Linked DNA regions of Homo sapiens: region 1 is linked to region 2. The links are chromatin contacts, found by Hi-C or POLR2A ChIA-PET in ENCODE. All regions are on one chromosome and are shown on one strand. Each heading gives the region's core, a stretch centred on a gene start or an enhancer-like site at or near the end of the contact. The rest is flanking DNA. Distances are from core to core; before and after follow the strand shown.

Region 1 (7,690 bases), core at 1,784-4,283, 310 kb after region 2:
TACAGGCGTGAGCCACCGTACCAGGCCCAGGCTTTAATCCCAAATATCTCACCTACTTCCTACCTAAGAATCTTATCTAACTCAGGATTTTTTTTTTTTTTTTTTTTTTTTTTGAGACGGAGTCTGGCTTTGTTGCCCAGGCTGGAGTGCAGTGGTGCGATCTTGGCTCACCGCAACCTTAGCCTGCCGGGTTCAAGCAATTCTCCTGCCTTAGCCTCCCAAGTAGCTGGGATTACAGGCATGTGTCACCACGCCCAACTAATTTTGTATTTTTAGTAGAGATGGGGTTTCTCCATGTTGGTCAGGACGGTCAAACTCCCAAACTCAGGTGATCCGCCCGCCTCGGGCTCCCAAAGTGCGGGGATTACAGGCATGAGCCACTGTGCCCGGCTAACTCAGGATTTTTCTAAGGATTAAAATGAGATATGTAATGAAAGTATTTGGCAGAATATCTGGCAAAGGGGTCAAGAAATGTTCAACATTATTATGGAGGTTTAGATCTTTTCTCCCGTCCGAGTACTAACCAGGCCTGACCCGGATTAGCTTCCAAGATCAGATGAGGTCGGGAGCATTCAGGGTAGTATGGCCGTAGAGGTTTAGGTCTTTTCTATAAAACACCAAATAATACAACTATGGTCAAAACACAGAAGTTGCAGGGAGTCTGATTTTGGCTTCATAAATGATACTTCTGTAACAATGCCAGCTGGAATGAGATTACAAGTGTGAATGTTCAAACAGAGCAGCAAAGGTCATTCCTCAGGGGACTCTGGAGGAGATTCCTACCCCAGGTAGGAAGTTGGTTGATTTCTGCTCTGATCCTATGACTACTAAATGCATAGTATGAAAAACTACACTTATAATGTGCATTAACAAGAATATGACTGATCTCCATGGATATGGAAAGATATACAAAATAGAATTGGGGGGGGGAAATTATAGAACCATACAATGGGAGCCCAAGTTTTAAAAACCAGATATATATTTATGTGCTTAGAGCATTTCAGGAAGGGTATATTAAGAAATTTATTTGGAAAATCTTGAGAGGTAAGCTGGAGTGAATGTACACTCTCCACTCCATGCCCAAATGTTTACTTTTCACTTTATACCCTTCTGTTTATTTTTTTGACCAGCAGCATCAACTTTTTAAAAAAGGACCAAATAGGCCAGGCTCAGTAGCTCATGCCTATAATCCCAACACTTTGGGAGGCAAAGGTGGGAAGATCACTTGAGCCCAGGAATTCAAGGCTGCAGTGAGAAATGACTGTGCCACTGCACTCCAGCCTGGGCAGTAGAGCAAGACTCTGTCTCAAAATAAATAAATAAATAAATAAATAAATAAATAAATAAATAAATCAATCAATCAATAATAAATAAAAAAACCAAATCATTTGGTTGGCCAAAACCTTCTGATCTGAGCTTTGCTCGGCAACCACTCTCCAAGATAAAGCTTTATGTATCACCTCACATATTCACTGTCAAGGCTCAGGCACTCTAGATTACTGGACTCCCCAGTCAACATTCCCATTACCAAAAGTCCCTAATCTTGGAGGCTGCTTCAGGTCACCCTCTCTTTGTCCCTCACTTCCTGAGTTTTTTTTTTTTCCTCCAACTATACTCACTCTACTGGTGATCTCAAACAGCCCTCTAGCTTTTAAGATACTGTCCAAATGCTGACTCCCAAATTTCTATTTCCATCCAAGACCCACTCTTAAACTCTAGACACACACATGCATCGCAACTGCCTCCTCAACAGCTCCACTTGGATATTGAGTAGACATCTAAAACTTGCTCTTCCCACAGCCTTGCAACTCAGCTGATGGCATGTCCAGGCTTCCAGTTGCCCAAGTCCATAACCTCAGAGTTAGGGAAAGTTGAGTGTGACCCACAATGCCAGCTACCTAGAAACTAAGGTAGATCTAGGTACTGGGATTAAAGATATCATAAAATCATTAAAATGTTTTCTGAAATGTTTGAAGTTAACTCATTTTATTTCTAGGATTTGGATTTCAACATTTTAATTTCTTTGGAATATAAGTCACTTTTTGCAAGCTAAAAAATAGAATCAAACTAAGGTGATCTAGTCCTCTAGGCATCCAGGCTGATCCTTGGAATCATGAGCAGAATGATGACATACTACAAGGTGCTAGCAATACGGCTATAAACTCTAAATAATAACCACTACATGTTTCATTAGGAAACAGCCAAAAGTCCGGCCGTTAAAGGAATAATCTGCAGAACATCTTGATTTACAAGGGACAAAATGATGCAAATTATATGCTGTCCAACCTACTGGTGAACTGGATCAGAATGGTCCAAGGACTGTTAAACAGAGGAAGTATTTACATTTTGAAAACTTGCTCTGCAGGATAAAAAAATTCCTGGTTGCTGTCAGTAAGAAAGCAAGTAAAAAAAATATTACAGATGAACTCACTGATCTTTGATTTTACTAAGGTCTTCCACTGGAACATGAAGGTAGGGATAAGTGTACAGGATAATATACTCAGATATTTTTAAAATAAATTACTTAATAATAAGAAATTAGCCATACCACATTGTTCCATTTGCTACAAGAACAAATTGGCAATGAAGACTATTTAAAAGAAATGCTCAGCTCTACAGAGGGTGGTGGCAGGCAACACTTTTCCATTACAGAATAACCTCTATTCTTCCATGATACATATTCCTGTGGAAAAACTTGTCAGGGCCCAGGGATGAAAAATAGAGCTTGTCCTAATTAGCTAACTGTAGGTTCACTTAACATCTTTGGGAAGGACCCAAAAAATCTGGCCATTATTTTCTTAAACATCTGCAAGCTGCAGAATTCCTTAGTCCTCAGCTATAGTTTCTGCTAGATATCTTAAAGCTGGGACAGTTCCACTGTGACTCCTCCTCAGCTATGGGGTGGGTGCTAGTCATCAAAGTCTGGAATGTCATCATAGGAGTAACCACGGTAGCCTTTGGATGCATAGTAAGCGATGCGCAGGTGGTAAAATCCGGGTAGGAACACCAGAATGCCAATGATCAGCACTGGAACGGCCCGGTCTGCCCCCTGGTGGCAGAAGGAGGCAAACACATTAGTACCGTAAGAGTTACACATTTTAAAATAAAACGTCACAGACCTAATCCTTAGATCAGTATTTTATACTCTTCAGTACTTTTTCTTTGAGTTGTATACCACCAAGGGAAAAGGTTTCCTCCTGATTATAAATTGAAGACAAACTACAAAATATTAACAATTATAAAGAAAAAAATGACCCATTCTCATCCAGATATTTTGGCTTCTTTTCCTTTTTTTAAAGCTCTTAGTTGTGAACACACCATACTCTGTGTCCTGTGGCCAATATTATTAAAACCTTTTCATACATTTAAACTGTAAGGATGTGTAACATTCCACCGAAATGGACATACTACAGTTTTACCTAACTGCCCCACATACAGCTGCTGGACACTTTGGTTGTTTTTCACCTTTTGTAATTGTACAGATACCACTACAATAAACTCTGTGTTTTTCTCAGCCTTTCAGGTTTTCTTTTCTTTCTCTTTTTTCTTTTTTTTTGAGGTAAGAGTCTTGCTCTGTTGCTCGGGCTGGAGTACAGTGGTGTGATTACAGCTCACTGCAACCTCGACTTCCCAGGCTCAAGTGATCCTCCCACCTCAGCCTCCAAGTAGCTGGAGTTACAGGTGTCAGTCACCATACCTGGCTCATTTTGTACATTTGTTTGTTTGGTAGAGATGAGGTCTCGCTATGTTGCCCAGGCTGGTCTCGAACTCTGGGGCTCAAGCAATCCTCCTGCCTCAGCCTCCCAAAATGCTAGAATTATAGGCTTGAGCCACTGCACCTGGCTGGCTGTGTTCCCTGTTGTGTGTTAATTATAGTCAGAATTGGTTCAAGACAACTTGGACACTGTGTATGTGGGGACAGCCCATGAGAAAGAACCACCAACTACTTTAGGTTTCTAAGGTTTCATATTGAAGCTCAACAGGAACTCCAACCAAACCTACTGTAAGAAGGAACTGACTTACGAGGCACAGTGACCCCACACATATAACAGAATTGCTATTTCTCTCCAAATACTGACAGTATGTCCATGGCACTGCACAGCTACAATGACAGCATGCTGCTCCAGCTACAGCCCTTTACCAATCAGGACTCCTGTATGCCAGGCTCAGCCATGTTGTTCCAAACTATGACAGGGCAAACTGTCTAATATCTCAGAGGCCAAGTTTGCCTACCTGCCACCACCTCCCCTATAGGAACTATGGAAGTTTACTGTTGCTCAAAGGAAGAAAAACATGTTTTGCCAACAGAGAACAAAATGTAAAAGAAAATCTTTTTGGTTTTTCTGCTGGAATCTGCTGTACCAGACATGAATATAAAAACAAAGATTGAACAATGAAAAAAATCTAAAACCTGAATAGACAAAGAGTAATGAGATTAAGGCCATAATAAAAAGTCTCTTAGCAGAGAGAAGCCTGGGACTAGATGGTTTCGCTGCTGAATTATACCAGTTAAAGAATTAATACTTGGCTGGGCATGGTGGTTCACTCCTGTAATCCCAGCACTTTGGGAGGCCAAGGCAGGCAGATCGCTTGAGCTCAGGATTTCAAGACCAGCCTGGTCAACATGGTAAAATCCTGTCTTGACAAAAAATACAAAAATTAGATGGGCATGGTGGTATATGCCTGTGGTCCCAGTTGCTAGTGAGGCTGAGGTGGCAGGATCACATAAGCCGGGGAGGCAAAGGTTGCAGTGAGCTGAGATCGCACCACTGCACTACACCTGCATGACAGATGAGACCCTGTCTCAAAAAAAAAAAAAAAAAAAAAGAATACTAATCCTACTGAAACTATTCTGAACAGACATGGAGAGAATACTTCCAAACTGATTCTACTAGGCCAGTTTTACCCTGATACCAAAACTAGGCAAAGACACATCGAAAAAACAAAAATAGGCCAATATCCCTGATGAACATTGATGCAAAAATCCTCAATAAGGAGGATAATACTAGCAAACTGAATTCAACAATACATTAAAAAGATCATTCATCAGGACCAAGTGGGATTTATCCCAGAGAGGCAAGGATGGTTCAACTTATACAAACCAATCAATGTGATAAAATCGTATCAGCAGAATGAAGGACAAAAACCATATGATTATTTCAATCGATGCTAGAAAAGCATTTGATAAAATTCTACATCCACCGGGTGTGGTGGCTCACGCCTGTAATCCCAGTACTTTGGGAGGCTAGGGTGGGCCTCACACTGACCATAATTAACACACAACGGGAAACATAGTCAGAGGGGTGCAGTGGCTAAAGCCTGTAATTCCAGCACTTTGGGAGGCTGAGGCAGGAGGATTGCTTGAGCCTAGGAGTTTAAGACCAGCCTGGGCAACATAATGAGATCTCATCTCTACCAAACAAACAAAAAAATTAGCTAGGTATGGTGACTCACACCTGTAACTCCAGCTACTTGGGAAGCTGAGGTGGGAGGATCGACTGAGCCCTGAAGATTGAGGTTGCAGAGAGCTGTGATCACACCACTGTACTCCTGGACTGCTTGAGTCTAGGAGTTCGAGATCAGCCTGGGCAACACGGCAAAACCTCATCTATACAAAAAATGAAAAAAAAATTAACCAAGTGTGGTGGCACATGCCTGTGGTCCCAGTTATTTGGGAGGCTGAGGTTGCAGTGAGCCGAGATGGTGCCACTGCACTCCAGCCTGGATGACACAGTGAGATTCTGTCTCAAAAAAAAAAAAACAAACAAAAAAACCAAAAAACAAAAAAACATACACTGGGGAAAGAACCAGTCTTTTCAATAAATGGTATTAGGAAAACTGGATATCCATATGCTGAAGAATGAAACTAGACCCCTCAAATCTCTTGACATATACAAAAATCAAATGAGAATGGATTAAACACTTAAATGTAAGACCTAAAACTATGAAACTACTATAAGAAAACATGGGGGAAACTCTCCAGGATGCTGGACTGGGCAAAGATTTCTTGAGTAATGCCCCCAAAAGCACAAGCAACCAAAACAAAAACAGATAAATGAGATCACATCCGGTTAAAAAGCTTCTGTACAGCAAAGGAAGAGACAACCCACAGAATGGGAAAAAATATATGCAAAGTATCCATCTGACAAGGAATTAATAACCAGAATATATAAGGAGCTCAAACTCTGTAGGAAAAAAAATCTAATAATCCAATCAAAAATGGGCATTTCTCAAAAGAAGACATACAAATGGCAAATAGGTATATGAAAAGGTGCTTAACATCATTGATCAAAGAAATGCAAATCAAGACTACAATGAGATATCATCTCATCCTAGTTAAAATGGCTTTTTAAAAAATATAGACACAAGGTCTCGCTATGTTGCGCAGGCTGGTCTCGAACTCCTGGGCTCAAGTGATCCTCCTGCCTCGGCCTCCAAAAGTGCTGGGACTACAGGCGTGAGCCACTGCACCCAGCCAAAATGGCTTTTATCCAAAAAAAACGGCAATAACGAATGCTAGCGAGGACGTGGAGAAAAGGGAACCCTCGTACAATGTTGATGGGAATGTAAATTAGTATAGCCACTATGGAGAACAGTATGAAATAGAACTACCATATGATCCAGCAATCACAGCTAGGTATATACCCAAAAGAAAGGAAATCAGTTTATCAAAGAGGTATCTGCACTTCCATATTTATGACAGCACTATTCACAACAGCCAAGATCTGGAAGCAACCAAAGTGTTCTTCAACAGACAAGTGAATAAAGAAAATATGGTACATATATGCAATGGAGTACTATTCAGCCACTAAAAAGAATGAGATCCTGTCACTTGCAACAACATGGATGAAACTGGAGAACGTTATGTTAAGTGAAATTAAGCCAGGCACAGAAAGACACACTTTCCATGTTCTCACTCATTTGCGGGAACTAAAAATTAAAACAATTGAACTCATGGATATTGTAGAATGATGGTTACCAAAGGCTGGGAAAGGTAGGGGGGAATGGGGAAGGTTAACGGGTACAAAATATAGTTACATAGAATGAATAAGCTCTAGTATTTGATAGCACAAAGTGACTAGAGAATAATTTATTGTACATTTAAAAATATAATAACTAAGGCTGGACGTGGTAGCTCACGCCTGTAATCCCAGCACTTTAGGAGGCCCACGCGGGCAGGCCGCTTGAGGTCAGGAGTTCATGACCAGCCTGGCCAACATGGCAAAAACCCATCTCTACTAAAAATACAAAAATAAGCCAAGTGTGCTGGCTTGCCACCATAGTCCCAGCTAACTCAGGAGGCTGAGGCAGGAGAATCACTTGAACCCACGAGCCGGAGTTTGCAGTGAGCTGAGATCCTGCCACTGCACTCCAGCCTGGGTGACAGAACAAGACTCTGTCTCCAAAATATATATATATGTATGTATGTATGTATGTGTATATGTATATATATAACTAAAAATAGGCCAGGCACAGTGGTTCATGCCTGTAATCCCAACACTTTGGGAGGCCAGCCTGGGCAACATGGCGAAACCCCATCTCTACTAAAAATACCAACATTAGCCGGGTGCGGTGGCGCACGTCTGTAATTCCAGCTACTCGGGAGGCTGAGGCACAAGAATAGCATGAACCTGGGAGGCGGAGGTTGCAGTTAGCCGATATTATGCCACTGCACTCCAGCCTGACTCTG
Region 2 (6,799 bases), core at 3,665-6,164:
AGGTGGCTGCTCAGAGGAGCTGAGGAGAAGCTCCATCCTCCCCATGCACCTTCACCAGGTGGCCTAAAGAGCTTCCCTGAACCCCACACTCAGTAGCAAGATGAGGCTTCATTCTTGGAATGCATCTCCACACACAAGGTGAGGGCAACTTGCAAGAACCCAGAGGTTGGAAAGAATGGTCTTGACTGCAAACATCGCCCCAGCTTCAAGTGCAGGAAGACCTTTGATGACATGAAGATGGGCTGCGTTCAAGGCACCTGTCATATCTGCAGGTAGCCTCGACATTTCCCTTCAACCTGAAACTTCCTGGCCACCAGGCCACCAGGCCCTGGCCACACTAGCTGGTCAGCACTGTGTACGCACCAGCGAGATCTTTGTTTCTTGAGACATTTCCTTCCACTCAAGGAAGCGCCATAGAGACAGGCTGTCAGCTGGGTACAGAGAAACACACAGGATCTTCTCTGTCTCCTAAAGGTAGCCATGGAGGCAGAGATGGAGGCAGAATCCACTCTTCACAGGTTTCCACATAGAACATCACATATGTCTTTGTCATTTAAAACAATCAACGTTTCCAGTGTAAAAATACGTGGGCTTATTGCATCTACCCCACGGATGGTTTATCTTTTTCTTTCCATCAGACTTGCCGCAAGGTTATGTGGCTGTTATTTTGTTAATTTCCAAGGCTCTTACATTCACTGATCCTTCTAGGCATACAGGGAGAATTTCTACCAACATATAAACAACCCAAATGGTGAACCTGGAGAACCCTCTTCCCTCTCTAAACACAGACAGACGTGTGGCTGCTCCCTGGCACTTGAGAGGAGAAATCTTTCCTTCAACCTAAATACCACTCAGATCAGTGGCTCCTCTGATTTTCCTGCTCACGAGCAGCACATGTGCCAAGCTCACGGCTCTTGTGCTGGTTGCCTGGAATTTAATTACATGTGAAAGTATCAGGTAGGCACATGGACACGTACCATGTGTGCACACACATGTACACACACACATTTTGGGTCCTCCTTATAACTAAAATCAAAAGTCCTTGTGAGCAGAAAAAAGGAGGGCAGGGGTCCAGGGATAGGGAGCTGTCTGCTGACTTCTACATCCAGCTCCAGGTAGCAAATGATGGCTTGGCCGGAGCTGGGGAGGTTTGTGTCTAAATGTTTCCATGGAAAGAAAGTGCCTAGCTTCCTGGGGGTCTTATGGGCAATGGCGGTTCCTGGGGTGCCCAGATCCCCTCGTTCTCATGGCTCAGATTGTTGCTGGGGTCTCGGCTATCTCCTCCAGCCTCTGTCGAATCATTAGCCGGAGCACGGTGTACCTGGAGACAAGAAACAGGCTCAGATGGAGAGCAGCCAGCAACACACCCCTGCCCAGGACCTTCCCGGCCACCTGGGTAACACCAAGGTCACACCAGGTAACAGTGCAGTCAAGTGCCCTGCTCCTTTGCTTCCATTACTGACCCCTCTTTAGCTACTTTGTTGCTTATGTTCATTCCTACAACACGATGAGAGGAAATAAAGAGGCCAAATCCAAATTAGATTATTTTACTATGGGTAGAACATCTAGCCAAAAAAAAAAAAAAAAAAAAAAAGGTAAAAAAAAACAACAGCAATAATAAGCATTCTACGAATTCAGTGCGTTTGCTTACTATGTCCAAGACACTATGCATAGTACTTCATATGCACAGCAGCTCATGAACCCTCACCTAGGCTAGATGATATAAAATTGCTAACAGTTGACCCTCTTGGGGATCCTACAAAAATGGCAACTTCGTATGGTTCAACCTTATAACAGAACCTGCATTTTGCAGAAGAGGCCATAGCAGCTACTAGGCGTGGAGGTCCGTGGCTTGGGGGGAGTTCTGTTTTCCCACGACTTCCCTGAGCCGTGGCACTGCAGCTGCAGGAGTGGGCACTGTTGTGCAGGGATCAATGGACATATTCCTTATGTTCAGGGATTTGTGCTGCACAGAAAAAGCTATTTTTAAAGTTTAGGACATAGTTGGCTGGGCATGGTGGCTCACGCCTGCAATCCCAGCACTCTGAGAGGCCGAGGAGGGTGGATCACTTGAGGTCAGGAGTTCAAGACCAGCCTGGCCAACATGGCAAAACCCCGTCTCTACTAAAAATACAAAAAAAAAAAAAAAAAAAGAAAGAAAGAAAAAAATAGCTAGATATGGTGGCGCATGCCTGTAATCCCAGCTACTGGGGAGGCTGAGACGGGAGAATCACTTGAGTCTGGGAGGTAGAAGTTGCAGTGAGCCGAGATCGCATCTCTGCACTCCAGCCTGAGCAACAGAGCAAGACTCTGTGTCAAAACAAAACAAAACAACAACAACAACAACAAAAACTTTAGGACATAGTAAGTGTTCAGTGTGTTATCAGACTAGTTATGATCATCGATACAGCAAATCCAGCAGCGGCTTTATTCTCCAGTGGCAAAAATGAATCATTAATTCCACCATATCTATGAAAGGCAGTCTCTTCTATGACTAAACATAGCAAAGAAATCACAAAATCCTTCCCAGAAAGCCGCTTTATTTTTCAATCCAAATGCAATTTCCAGAAGATAAATGTTACAAAGGGAGGAAGGGGGAGAGGAGAGGATTTTGGAGGCCAGTAGCTCAGGCTACATCCACGGCTAAGACAGCCTTCCTGAAATCCCTGGAACCTCCGGGTCTTGGTTAGCACTCCTTGCCTTCACCCCTTCAGGCAAGGGGTGGTAACACTAGCCCCAGGGACTGCACTATCCCTTGAGGTTACCCCAGACTCTGCCCAAGTCTTCGCAAATAGTCCCTTCTTCAAACACCCGTCAAAGACCCTCATCGGAGTGAGCATCTGTCTCCTGCTGGGAGCCTGATCGTATACTTAAGAAACCAGCGTACAGTCACCTTCCCTATTTCTGCATCTAGACCCCAAAGAAATTTTAAACCAACACCTTCTTTTCAGAGTCTTTCCATAAGAGGGAGGACAAGAGACACTTTGATGTCCCACATCAAAACGAGAAGCTGACACAAGAAGTAGATGAACACACTTAACTGTCACGTCCTCACTTGAAATCCAGGTTTGTCAATGGGCAGCCCTCCAAAGAAAGCCGAGACTCAGGCCCATGCAGCAGCTCAGCACAGTCCCTGCGAGGACCCAGCAGAGGCCCCTCTGTTGAGGCCCCAGGAGAAGTGCACCCAGTGCCCCAGAAGCCACACTTACTTGCGCATCAGCTTCTTTACTTCCCGATCTTCTTCCTCCTGGAGCTTCTGAATGAAGCTTTTAAGTACCGGCATCTCGAACTTTATATACTGGGCCACCTAGAGAGAAAGAAGCAAGTCTGGGTGAATGCCCTTCCCAGCATTATTCCAATTCCTTTCAGGGTTGTCCTTATACAAGGCACAAAGCCTTGGGAAGTCTATTTTTTTCAGAAACCCAGGATTTCCTTAAAGGCAGCAGCCAAGCCTCATTCCTCACCAGGGTGGGAAGGAGTCTGCGATGATCGCTTCGCTTACGTGACACCATCTCATAACTTCTCATTTTTCATGTCATGCATTCAATTCATGATGAGGTGAAGCCAAACACAGAAAAGTACTTTCTTTTGACACAGTGATGCAGAGAAAGAACTGAACCCATTATGTTTAATAAACCCCTTTGTTCTCCCCTAAGAGAATGGAAGGAATCAGGGTTCCAGATGACGATTTGGGTCTCAAGGCTCAAACAAGCATCCAAATATGAACTCGCTTTGGAGAGGCTGTGGGTGGCTATGGGGTGAGTTAAAGTTTAAAAACGGTGCCAGGCATCGTGGTTCATGCCTGTAATCCCGGCACTTTGGGAGGCTGAGGCGGGCGGATCACTTGAGGTCAAGAGTTCAAGACCAGCTGGCCAACATGGTGAAACCCCGTCTCTACTAAAAATACAAAAATTAGCCAGGCATGGTGGTGCACACCTGTGGTCCCAGCTACGCAGGGGTCTGAGGCAGGAAAATAGCTTGAACCAGGGAGGTGCCACTGCACTCCAGCCTGGGCAACAGAGCGAGACTCCATCCCAAAAAAAAAAAAAAAGTTAAAAAATGGCTTCCCTTTCCCCACAAGAATCCCCACCCTGCTCTATCAACTCTTCTCCCTGGGATAAGTACATTTCTCTACCCTATTAATGCTGAGCTTGTCCATGTGACTGGCTTTGGCCAGTGGAATGTGTGTGGACATGACACACCAAATCTGAGTGGAGGCTTCAAATATGCTTACATGATTTGGCCTGGTTTCTCATGCTCCGCCATCTGCCATGAGGACCACACCCATGTGCAGTAACTACTGCCCCAAAAGCCTGGGCCTCTGGGTGAGTCACACAGTGCAGACTTGAACTCAACCCATACTTAGAGTAGAGCCATTGCTACTAGACCACAGAATCATGGGCAAAAAAGCAAATGTTTGCTGTTGTCAGCTACTATGATTTGGAGATGTTTGTTACTCTGCAAAAGCTGGCTTCGAGAGAACCTGGTGCTGAAGAAGTAAAAGGGGGCATGGTCGTTGGTCAAAAAAGTCATTCTATACCCCAGTTACAGGTGGTCCAACCAAATCCCCACCCTCCTGAGGACAGATCGCCTGACCCAAAGGGAACTCACGTCGTAGGTGACTTCCTCCACCTGGTCCTTCTCCATTAGGAACACTTTGGAGATCTGCTCACATGGGCCCTGGAGGATTCGGGCAATCAGCGGGTAATCGGTGGCCTTCAGCTTCTGTTTCTCTGCAACCACACACACCCAGGAGCAGCCCTGAGAGGCCTTTCTCACATTAAGTAGTGGTTAATGCAGGGGTCCAAAGGCACCTTAGGAGATGCCGCCATATACGTCAGGAGACTGATTTATAAGTGAACTATTCCATAGGTGTTGTGAAAAGCAACTTCCTCCCACTCCTCACCCCTCAACAATACCACCATGCCTCAAACTCCTTGGAGGAATTGGGTTTATCTGTCTCTTAAGAAAATCTAGTTCCTCTTTTAATAGGCAGTTAGGTTTAGAATTTGTTTACTGGCCATATAAGGCAATCCCTAGTAGACTCATACAGCAAGCCCATCAGCCTTGAAGGCAAACAACATTTGGAAGTTTCCAAAACTCAAACAACAAGCAAAGGAGGCAGAGGTATTTTTTTAACTTGCTATTTTGAGTTAATTAGAAGTTTTAAAGTACACTGTGGTCTTCAGACTTACCACCACTCGTATGGACCACGTACAAGGCAAACTCCTCTGCTGAATTCTCAATCTGAAGCAGGAGCAAAAGATTCTTGTTGAAAGTTTCTATTTAAACATCCCAACTTCGAGGCTTTTCCTCTTCTTTAGCAATGCAAAGCTAAGTCAATTTTAGGCTGTTTTGAGGGGAGAGCTATTTATCTACAACTCTCAGAAGTGATGAGAAGATCGAGAAGGCAGATGACTTTATCAATAATACAGTCATGCACTTAACCACGAGGATGCATTCTGAGAAATGTGTCACTAGGCAATTTCATTGTTGTGCAAACATCATAGAGTGTGCTTACAGAAACCTGGATGGCATAGCCTACTTCACACCTAGGCCATATGGTATATAGCCTATTGCTCCTAGTGTACAAACCTATACAGCATGTTACTGTACTCAATGCCGTAAGCACTTGTAACACAATGGTAAGCATTTGTGTATCTAAACATATCTAAACACAGAAAAGGTACCATAAAAAATGGATTATAATCTTACGGGACCACTGTCGTATATGTGGTGCATCATTGACCAAATTGGTCATTCTGTAGCACACGACTAGGATAGATAACAGCTATCGTCTATTGCAATGTGCCAGGCATAGTTCTACAAATGTTAAAGGCTTCAACCCATCTAATGCTCACGACGATACCATAGTGAAGTCCCATTATCCTCATTTTATGATGACGAAGCAGAGGCAGGGGCAGGTTAAGTAACCTGCCCAATTCATCCAACTAGCAGGTGCTCAGTGGAGATTTGAACCCAGAGCCTGTGTTCTTAGGTTGTTAGGCTACACTGGCTTCCATTAAAAATAAGAACACCTGGTCTCCAAAAGATCTCTGGTCTCCAAGAGATTGTGGAAAACACAGAGCAACAGAACTTTAAAAGCACTCCTGCACTATAATTTGCACGTCTATTTAAGTATCATATTTCAAAGTAGGTTTCCCAACTGTGTCCCAGAAGTCAATCTTCGCACTGAGCCCAAAACCAGTCAGCAGGCCCCAGGGTCCTTCTAAAGTAGCCCATAAAGGATTTGAGGGCTGATGTTTCTCAAACTTCGGTAGGCATCCAAATCCCCTGCAGGCTTGTTAGACGGCGTCCCTGGCCTACCCCTCACAATTTCTGATTTAGTGGGTCTGGGGTGGGGCCTGAGAATCTGAATTTCTAACAAGCACCCAGGTGATGCTGATGCTGATTCTGTGGACTTTGTCCTGGATCGTGAGGATCTAAAGAACCGAAGCCCTCTGCTCAGCATCCCACAAAACACACAATTTCCATAGCTCCTCGCACAACCACTCTAGGAGTCCCAAGGCACAGCTGTGACCCCATCTGTGGCCACTCAGCAAAGGGAACTTGCCTTAAATTTGTTGAGCAGCAGCTTCAGGACCTGTGGGGTGGTCATGGTGCTGTTGATGCGGACGTTGGTGACAGAGCCATAGGCTGGTGTGAACACGGATGTCTGTCAATAGAAGGGCCCAGCTCAGGGTGGGAGTGGGAACAAGGACCCAGTGCTAAAATCCAGGTGCGGTACAGGGCACAGTGACAACGATACTCAGAATGTACTCCCTGGGAGCCCCCGGCA

Evidence for each region. Hi-C counts contacts between places; a loop is a spot of excess contacts on that map. ChIA-PET counts read pairs that join two places held with the same protein, here RNA polymerase II (POLR2A). Pooled maps may share reads with other maps.
Region 1: a loop to region 2 is called in a map of right lobe of liver, with 3 times the contacts of the local background. The contact joins two enhancer-like sites. A Hi-C loop is called at or near these places in 2 of 168 maps with a recorded cell type or tissue (breast epithelium and right lobe of liver) and 3 of 50 pooled maps. POLR2A ChIA-PET finds 5 or more read pairs at or near these places in 4 of 52 experiments (CD8-positive, alpha-beta memory T cell, PC-9, T-cell and 1 more).

Annotation. Positions count from the first base shown.
Region 1 is chr20:5,097,883-5,105,572 of GRCh38, forward strand. TMEM230 (transmembrane protein 230) reads right to left here. Exons shown (of 4, transcript NM_001009925.2): 4 at 1,968-3,049. The coding sequence ends at 2,909. It also overlaps the pseudogene RNA5SP474. Among named protein-coding and RNA genes, the nearest start is that of TMEM230, 11 kb to the right of the region's middle. Within about 2 kb of position 3,034, at least 2 of the 41 ENCODE cell types and tissues checked have a DNase peak (open chromatin) inside an H3K27ac peak, as active enhancers do.
Region 2 is chr20:4,783,022-4,789,820 of GRCh38, forward strand. RASSF2 (Ras association domain family member 2) reads right to left here. Exons shown (of 12, transcript NM_014737.3): 8 at 6,575-6,676; 9 at 5,196-5,247; 10 at 4,612-4,733; 11 at 3,210-3,307; 12 at 1-1,321. The coding sequence ends at 1,252. Among named protein-coding and RNA genes, the nearest start is that of RASSF2, 37 kb to the right of the region's middle. Within about 2 kb of position 4,915, at least 2 of the 41 ENCODE cell types and tissues checked have a DNase peak (open chromatin) inside an H3K27ac peak, as active enhancers do.